Regions from separate parts of the Homo sapiens genome. Here region 2 is linked to region 1. A link is a contact called in ENCODE Hi-C data. All regions are on one chromosome and are shown on one strand. The core of a region is the stretch at or near the end of the contact, and the rest is flanking DNA. Distances in the headings are between cores, read along the strand shown.

Region 1 (4,729 bases), core at 1,059-3,558:
GGAAGCGGAGGTTGCGGTGAGCCGAGATCACGCCATTGCACTCCAGCTTGGGTAACAAGAGCGAAACTCCACCTTTTAAAAAAAAAGAAAAGGAAAAAAAAAAAGAAAAGATAATAATCTAGCTAGAATGTATCATACAATCACAAACAATAGCGTTCGTGAAACGTGTAATAAATGGACATTTACATAAAAACGTCATTCAAATATAACCTTGGCAATGCGCACGTTAAACTTACACAATACTACAAGTACCTCTGCATTGTTTCCTCTATTAAATAAACAGTATTAATAACACAATTATTATTAGGTAAATAATAAATTAGTACTCAACTGTGTTGCTTGAAATCAGGGTCTCTTTACTAAATCAGTCCCTAAAAACACATATTACTTTTTTTTTTTTTTTTTTTTGAGACGGGGTCTCACTCTGTTGCCCACCCTGGAGTGCAGTGGCAGGATCACAGCTCACTGCAACCTCGAACTCTAGTACCTGGGACTAAAGGTGTGCGACACCACGTCCCGCTTTTTTTACTTTTAGTAGAGAGGAGGTCTCGCTATGTTGCCCAGGCTGGCCTGAAACTCCTAGGCTCAAGAGATCCTCCCGCTTTGGCCTCCCAAAGTGCTAGGATTACACGAAAGAGCCACCGCGCCCGGCCTGACCCAAATATTGATAAAGATGAACACCTATCAAGGATAGAAACTCCTCAGATCAAAAATAAGAAACCTGACCGGGCGCGGTGGCTCACGCCTGTAATCCCAGCACTTTGGGCGGCCGAGGCGGACGGATCACGAAGTCAAGAAATCAAGACCATCCTGGCCAACATGGTGAAACCCCGTCTCTGCTAAAAACACAAAAATTAGCTGGGCGTGGTGGCGGGTGTCTGTAGTCCCAGCTACTCGGCAGGCTGAAGGAGAATCGGTTGAACGCGGGAGGCGGAGGTTGCACTGAGCCGAGATCGCGCCACTGCACTCCAGCCTAGCGACAGAGCGAGACTCCGTCTCAAAAAAAAAAAAAAAAAAAAAAAGAAACCTTCAAGAACATGACAACTGCAACATATCTGCTTCATTATGCTAGAAGTGTTAAGTTTGTGTCTCAATACTACATACATACAAAAAAAGCATGTTTAGCCCAAACACCATTACCGCACAAGAGCAAGATTAGAATAAAAGTAATATGAACAGCTCTAAAAGTACTCTCTCTCCCATACCCACTCCTAACTGCATTACAGAATGGTAATGTCTTCAGGAACAGCCACGTTCTTTAAATTTTGCAAGCTGTGACTATAGAAACAGCTTTCCTCTTTCAAAAATTGTAATTTCAGTCATAAAAATATAGACCAAAAAAAGCAAACTGCACAGGTGTCAAGTTTGCAAAAAGCAATTGAAAACGCAGACCAACGGGACAGCCAAAAAGTTGCAGACTTAAGTGTGCTGGGGGGTAGAGGAGAAAAGCAATGAAAATAAAAAATAAAGAAAAAGAAAAAAAAAGCTCTAACAAAAGCAATATGCTAAAAGAGTAAGAGGGGGAGAGAAACTTATTTTAAAGCGACTGCGAGAGTCTCCCGACCTGGCTGCTGCGGAAAGAACAAGGCCGCCCAGGCGGGCCACGGACGGAGGAAAAGAGCGAATCCACTGGCAGCTCGCGCAGTAGGAACCGCAGCCCCGGAGGAGCGCGGCTGAACGGAGGGCCGGGGTGGGGAGGGGAACGCCGCGGAGCCTGCCCCGAGCCCCCAGCCGCCCTCAACCTCAGGCCAGTAGGAGCCCGGGGAGAGGGAGGAGGAGATGCGCAGTTCCGGCCGCCCGCACCCTGCGCACCTCGGTACCCAATCGCCGCCGCCGCCGCCTCTTCCTCCTCCTCGCCCTCGTCGTCGTCGTCTTCGTCGTACAAGTTGTCGGCCAGCGGTGGCTCCCGAGATGGGCCCTGCAGGCCCGGCCCATTGTCTCCTTCCCCAGCCGCCGCAGTCGCCTGGGCCTCTTGCTCCCCGCCTGCCGCCGCCGCCTCTGCCTCCGCCTCCCGCCACAGCGCCGCCGCCGCCGCACCCGGGCAGCCCCTGGCCGCCGCCGGCACCTCACGCTCTGGGGCCGCCCCACCGGGCTCGCCCGGGCTCCGCTCGAGGCCGGGACCATCTCTCCGCGGCCTCTTGCGGAGCGGCTCCCCGGCGGGGGACGACGCGGCCTCCCTGTCGGCCCCCGCCGCCGAGGGGGAGCCGCCGGGCTGAAGGGCGAGGGCCGCCTCGTCCGCCATCTTCCAACTGCCTCTCTGGCCCTCCTCCCTCGCCTCCTCTGCTCCCGCTCGACGCGCGGCACTGGCGCCCCCGCGGCTCCGGCTGCGGGAGATTTAAACCCCATCACGTGACCCGCCCCATCGCCGCCCCCGCCCTCTCGGCGCTCCCGCCACCCACGCGGGCCAGACCACAACACTACGGGTCACGTGGCGGGCGGAGGCTGTTGCGTCTACCGCTCCGCCTGGGCTGGAAGCGCACTCGGCCCCGGCGGCCGGCGGCCCTTCCTCTTTGTGGCGAGCGTGTAGTGCAGCCAAATTCGCCCCTCGGCCGCTTTCTCAACTTCTCTTTCAAACTGACCTCAAATCACTACCGCCGGAACAGCTCAAGTTTTGGTCCGCCCTGGGAATTTCCACGTCTTCCTGAAGTGTACACCTGGCCTGCCTTAGCCTTGTCTATATTTAGCTAAGGGTTAAAACACAGCTGAAGCTGGCTAAGACTTAGCTCCCTGAAATACGTTGGATAGTCGTTCTGTTTTGTTAATAAGTAGGAAGAGAGGCAAAAGGAGGCGGCTCCTTTCCCACTCTCCTCACACCGTTCTGACAGCTCCTCTTTTGCTCCTTTTTCTGCTCCTTGCTTTTCTCCTTAGTCGGTTGCTTTTTTCCCCTCTCTCCCATCACTTGTAGGGTGGTATACATTGTAAAATCCTTGAAGGCATATGTCCTCCTGGGAAGACCTTTGACGTGGAGGTTTGGAGATCAGCCGATCTACTTTCTGGCCCCAGCTTGGCTTCAAACGTGTGTGAATTCCCTCCTCCGGGCCTCAGTTTTCTCACGTGCAGAATGGGTTTGTTGGGTCAGTATGAGAGCATGGGAAGGAAATGACTTGGCCTCCATGCACATCTGCCCTTGGTTAAAATTTGGAGTCCTTCCTTTCTAGCGTGAGCTATCTAGCCGTTTCTAAACTTAATTTTTCTCATGTCTTAAATGGTAATAAGTATTTTAAAACGTCATAGATTTAAATGAGATAACCAGATGTAAAACGAGGGGTACCTAGTAGTTCAAAAGGCTTAGTGGAAAGCCCTTCCACTTTCCTCTCTCCCTGAAATTCTGGCACACTGTGACTCCATATCTAATCTTAACTAAGGACCCATATAACCCATGGTAGATCTAGAGCCAGTGTTTGTTATGGCATCTGCCTGGAGCACAGCGTTTCTATCTGTTTAAAGGACCTCTACGAGTTTATGGTACACTGTCCCTTAAGCCTAGTATGGGTTCTGGCCATACTGCATCAATTACCTGCGTGACTTTAGGCAACCAACTTAAAGCTGTTTCTTCATCCTTAAAATAAAAAATAAAAAGCTGGAAATATATCGCTAAGGTCCTATCTACATCCAAAAGTCTTATTTCATCTGGTCACCACTATTCATTTCTGAAAGTAATCATCTCCAGTCCTAGAAGCCTTAAAACCATCTTTGGTTGCGTGGGGGTCAAGGGGAGGGAGAGCATTAGGACAAATAGCTAATGCATGCGGGACTTAAAACCTGGCTGGGCGCGGTGGCTGCTGCCTGTAATCCCAGCACTTTGGGAGGCCGAGGCGGACAGATCACCTGAAGTCGGAAGTTCGAGACCAGCCTGACCAACATGGAGAAACCCCGTCTCTACTAAAAATACAAAATTAGCCGGGCGTGGTGGCACATGCCTGTAATCCCAGCTACTCAGAAGGCTGAGGCAGGAGAATCGCTTGAACCCAGCAGGCAGAGGTTGCGGTGAGCCGAGATCGCACCATTGCACACCAGCCTGGGCAGCAAGAGCGAAACTCCGTCTCAAAAAAAAATATAAATAAAACCTAGATGAGGGGTTGATTGGTGCAGCAAACCACCATGGCTCACCTATAAGTATGTAACAAACCTACACATTCTGCACCTGTATCCTGGAACTTAAATTAAAAAAAAAATCTTTGAAGCGTTCCTTCATACCAATCCCTCTGAAATCCATCTGACCAATCAATGACCAAATCCTGTTGTCCTTCCTTTCTTGCTACACTCCTCCCAATTCCTGACTAGGCACCACACTCCTAGTGGTTGACATACTTGGTCCTCCCCACTTTCTGTCTTACACTACAAAATATTTCATAAATTGACTCTCAGCTACGTTGGTGGAATGCAATATATGAAATGTTGAGAGTCAGTATCCCAATAAAACAGAAACAAAATTCCCAGCTTTTTTGAGAAAAAGATGTCTGTAAGCTTATGAGCATCCTGTTGTTCATTAATTCATTTATATTTATAGTATATTATTGACACGTGAAGTTTATGAACTACAAGAAATGCTATGTGATCAATATTATTGTTAGTATGCTGAGAGGTCAGAGATGCAGTATGCTTTTCAGGTAGGATAAATGAGAAACAGAAATTGTATTACAACAAACACAAAAACAAAAAATCCCAATTAGACTTCTGGTCTACCACTGGTTAAGAACTAACATTAAGGCTAGGCGCTGTGGCTCAC
Region 2 (4,729 bases), core at 1,162-3,661, 6.9 Mb before region 1:
TTAAACCATCACTTCACCACTCCAACCTTTAACTCTCAGTAGAAGTTCTCGGAAAAGAAAAAACATGTGCATTATCCTTTCCTTCTTAAAAACATAAAATACTGTCCAAATTCATTCTGATAAATGTGTAAAGAACTTATGAATGGCCGGGCGCGGTGGCTCACGCCTGTAATCCCAGCACTTTGGGAGGCCGAGGCGGGCAGATCACAAGGTCAAGAGTTCGAGACCATCCTGGCTAACACGGTGAAACCCCGTCTCTACTAAATATACAAAAAATTAGCGGGGCGTGGTGGCAGGCGCCTGTAGTCCCAGCTACTCCGGAGGCTGAGGCAGGACAATGGCGTGAACCCGGGAGGCGGAGCTTGCAGTGAGCCGAGATGGCGCCACTGCACTCCAGCCTGGGCGACAGACTGAGACTCCGTCTCAAAAAAAAAAAAAAAAAAAAAAAGAACTTATGAGTAAGAAAAAAATGGAGTGTTTTATTTCAAGGCTATGCCAAAAAATCTAGGGTATACAAGTAAGACAGGAAGAATGCACTTTAAAAAAAAAAAAACACAAAAAACCTTCTTGGGGCCCCATAGAACTAAGACTGTTCGAACACAACTAATTTCCATTTGCTATTTCCACCTTCTGTCCATATAGGAGGGGCCCTCATATGCTCTACCCTGAATTTCCTTGGTACCTCCAACCCCAAACATACTTGGTTCGTTGGTCTTCATTTCCTATTTCCCACATCTGTAATTCTTTATCACTACCCCTTCACAACTTCTGTCTAACACTCTCTTTAACACGTCCCAACACCTTCTACCAATTACAGGGCTTAAACTCCTTCATGGGGCATAGGACACCATTTGTAATCTAACCCCTCCTCTGCCTTTGCCTGGTCATCTCCTACCACTCCCTGCACTCTGCCCACAGCAAAGTACTAGCAAATTCAAAGCTATGCAAAATGTCCTATCCCAAGGTATGGTGCATGTCTCTTCCTGGGATACCCTGCTGCCGGACACTCCCTTGAAGACTCCAGATCAAGTTTAACATAATGAATCCAGCGTATCACGGGTCGCCATAGCTCACGTCTGTAATCCCATCAGTCAGGCAGAGGTGGGCAGATCACTTGAGGCCAGGAGTTCGAGACCAGCCTGGGCAACATAGTGAGACCCTTTTCTCATTTTTATAAAAAATAATAAATACAGCCTATCAAACAACTTGTCTCCCAAACTAACACCTTTCTCTGCCCCATCCTCACCCCTGGCACAGTCCACCAAATCACATTCACCGAAAATTACTGTACAGCTCCACCCACTTTCTTCACACCTGCCGCCTTGTCCCACCCCTACCAATCCCTTGTCCCCAGGAGATTTTCTGCCACAGATTTTGCAAGTTCTAAGCAGCCTCTCTCCCCTTCCTTCATATTTAAGTTTGCTCTGCTGTCTTAGCATCATCTTTCAGAAACTCTCCCAAGCACAACCATCCCATCCTTCCACGTTTTTAAAAAATACTTCATACCCCAAAGCTAGCAAACCTCCTTCTTATTCCAACATGCGATCCACCCAGATACCTCTTTCCCATCACTGCAATCGTACCTGCTCCTCACATGCGCCTCAATGCCTCCCCAAACCCCTCAACGCCTCCCCAAACCCAACACTCTGCACCGCTTCAACTCTACTCCACATCCACCACACCCAAACCCACCTACTCTGCGCCCAGACAACTGCAATCTCGCCTTCGGTATCATCTCACCTGCCCTCACACACCCCTCGGTCCGCCTTCCACTTCTCTCAAATTGCATCCCTCCCTAACTCTCCCTCTGCACCTGCTTCTACACCTTCAGCTTCTCCTCCCACCCAACCCTCACTAGTCTTCCTCACACCCTCGCCGGCCCCCCACCGCTCCTACCAGTTCACTCCCACTCAGAAATTCCCTCTCAGCCCCCGCCTTCCGACTCCCCGAACCCCGCCCCCACCCGATCCCGCCCCGCCCCCCTCCGCCCTCGAGCCCCGCCCCCTTGCCCTAGAGCCCTGCCGAGGGGCGGGGCCTGTCCCTCCTCCCCTTTCCCCCGCCCCCTACCGTCACGCTCAGGGGCAGCCTGACCCCGAGCGGCCCCGCGGTGACCCTCGCGCAGAGGCCTGTGGGAGGGGCGTCGCAAGCCCCTGAATCCCCCCCCGTCTGTTCCCCCCTCCCGCCCAGTCTCCTCCCCCTGGGAACGCGCGGGGTGGGTGACAGACCTGGCTGCGCGCCACCGCCACCGCGCCTGCCGGGGGCGCTGCCGCTGCCTGAGAAACTGCGGCTGCCGCCTGGAGGAGGTGCCGTCGCCTCCGCCACCGCTGCCGCCGCCGCCAGGGGTAGGAGCTAAGCCGCCGCCATTTTGTGTCCCCCTGTTGTTGTCGTTGACATGAATCCGACATGACACTGATTACAGCCCAATGGAGTCTCATTAAACCCGAGTCGCGGTCCCGCCCCGCCGCTGCTCCATTGGAGGAGACCAAAGACACTTAAGGCCACCCGTTGGCCTACGGGTCTGTCTGTCACCCACTCACTAACCACTCTGCAGCCCATTGGGGCAGGTTCCTGCCGGTCATCTCGCTTCCACATAAACACACCCCTCGACCCATCATCCCCCCCTCCGGCACCACCCCGGGGGAGGGTCCACTGCCAATACCAATCAACAGACCGCTGGGTCCGCCTCTTCCGGGCACCTATTGGTCCAGCCCTTTTTCTCTCTCCTAGATACCGCGCCACCTCTACTTCCACCTACCCGCCCCCTCCACCTCTAGGAAAGGATTGGGTCTACTCGCAGCAGAGGAGCGTAGCCTTATTGGCTGCAGACGACGCCAATCAGGAGGCCTTTTCCCTCTCCCCTCCCCCACTCAACCCCAAACCCCCTAGCCCGCAGCTAAAGTTTGTGTGAGAGCTGATCGCTGGCGGCGGCCGCAGGATTTAGGGGTGGGCGCGGGCGGGCGCGCGCGGGCGGGCACGCGAAGTTAAAATTCGAGGTTCTCAGTCGCCAGCTCCTTCGGTGGAGTGTGCGGACGGGCGCGCCGCCCGGAGCGTTCCATCCCGCCCCCTCCTCCACCCTCTCTCCCGTCCCGTCCCGTCCCGGGCGACTACTCGCCCGCCCCCTGGCTCGCATCCTTCCCCCCCCAACACACCCCTACCCTGCCAGCCCCAGGCCGGGTGCAGGCAGAACGATGTCGCTGCAGCCTCCTCGCCATCCCATGCCTCGGGGGAGCAAGCCCCTACCCACCGGGCGTGCACCCCCCGGCTCCACACTCGCCCGTGTCTGCAAGCACGTGCACCGCTCGCCGCTGCCTCCGGCCACCCGGGTCCCCGGCTAACCTCGCCTGCAGCCCGGCCAATCGCTCGCTGCCCTTTGTTGCTGCAGCCTGGGTCTCCCCGCTGCCTTCCTCAGCCTCCGCCTCGTCCTTTGCCAGCCGCCCGGGTCCGCAGCGCCGCGCTCCCCCCGCCCGGGACCCACCGCCGCCGCCTCCTTCTCCTCCTCCGCCTCCTCCTCCTCGGCTCCGGGCTGCAGCGCACAGAGCCCGAGGCAGCGCCGCCCAGCCCCGCTCCCCCCGCGCCGCCCGCCAGCCCGCCCGGCCTGGCCGGGGGCGCAGCCCGGACCCCGCCCGCCCCAGTCTCCGCCCCGGGGGTACCTGCCTCCGCCCCGGGGGGCTCCTCTCGCCGCCCTCGGGGGAGGGCGGAGACGCTGGTGTCCGCGGGAGGATGGGGACGCCTGGGCCGTTTGGGGCGGGGAGTGTGCCCGCCAGGGCTGGGACTGAGGTGCGGTCCTCGCCAACGCGTCCCCACTCCCGTCGCTGTGGGCCCCAAACTTCGTCCTTCGCCCAGGCTTTGCGCCTTCGGGCGATCGCGGCAGTTTTGGGGTGGGGGACGCCTCGGGAGCTGTGTCTACCCTGATCGGGAGGAAGAGGGAGCAGTGACATTCAGCGACTGCGGACAGGGCACGGCGGCGGCATCCTTGTGTGGGAGTGGGGATGTCAGACGCGGGCTGGAGGGGGAAGCTGCCCCCCAGGATGCTCTCTCCCTGCCTGCGAGGAGCTGGCGAGCTCAGCCGCGTTCTGGGTGCTTTCTTGGGCGGTGCAGGCGGATGGCAGAGGGGCTGAGGCGGGAGGGGGGCGGGGAAGACCGCTGGGGGGCCCTTCCCCCCCTCTCTTTTAGCCAGCGCTGTAAGGAAGGCTGATGGCGAAGTTCGGTTTTCCAGGCTTCCCCTGGGCCCCCCGAGTTCCTGAGGCCCACTTGAGGGAGACTGGGGGCTCCTCTGGCCGCCCAGGCGAGGCCACTCTGACGCTGCCCACATGCCTCCCAGAGCTCTCTGGACTCTGAAGAGAGCGCCCCTGGTTCTTTCCGGAGGTGAATGGGATGCTGGCAAGGGAGACTTCAGAAAATAGGAAAGGTGGGCTGAGAAATGGCTCCTAGAGAGTTTGAGCACGAAGTTTCCCTCCCAGGCGCCATTTCTTTGAGAGGGGGAGGAGAACTATGGCTTTGCAAAAGAACCAAGTTTCAGGCATGGTGGCCTGGGTGGAAAACCACCTGTTGCCTGAAGTCTGTCCCTGGAGTCAGGGCCATCTTGGGCCTGGGCATGGCTATGCCGGGTGCCAGGGAGGGGAGGCCCCAGGCTTCCTGCCCTGGTTGACTCCTGCAGCCTCATGCCACTGACACTGCAGCGGCATCTTCACCTTCCCATTAGAAACCACTGTACAACTAGGTAGGTACT

Evidence for each region. Hi-C counts contacts between places; a loop is a spot of excess contacts on that map. Pooled maps may share reads with other maps.
Region 2: a map of CD4-positive, alpha-beta memory T cell shows a loop between it and region 1 (16-fold over the local background). The contact joins the promoter of KAT6B here to the promoter of SIRT1 in region 1. A Hi-C loop is called at or near these places in 2 of 168 maps with a recorded cell type or tissue (CD4-positive, alpha-beta memory T cell and naive thymus-derived CD4-positive, alpha-beta T cell) and 4 of 50 pooled maps.

The regions. Positions count from the first base shown.
Region 1 is chr10:67,882,235-67,886,963 of GRCh38, reverse strand. It overlaps SIRT1 (sirtuin 1), which reads right to left and starts at 2,308. Exons shown (of 9, transcript NM_012238.5): 1 at 1,813-2,308. The coding sequence starts at 2,242. RefSeq lists silencers at 1,603-1,722, 1,519-1,813, 2,248-2,432, 1,933-2,472, promoters at 2,240-2,415, 2,242-2,453, 2,241-3,272, 2,243-4,628 and enhancers at 2,553-2,712, 2,733-2,792.
Region 2 is chr10:74,824,282-74,829,010 of GRCh38, reverse strand. It overlaps KAT6B (lysine acetyltransferase 6B), which reads right to left and starts at 2,411. Exons shown (of 18, transcript NM_012330.4): 1 at 2,226-2,411. RefSeq lists silencers at 1,946-2,345, 3,036-3,235, 3,346-3,445, 3,556-3,725, 4,236-4,285 and enhancers at 2,561-3,332, 3,333-4,104.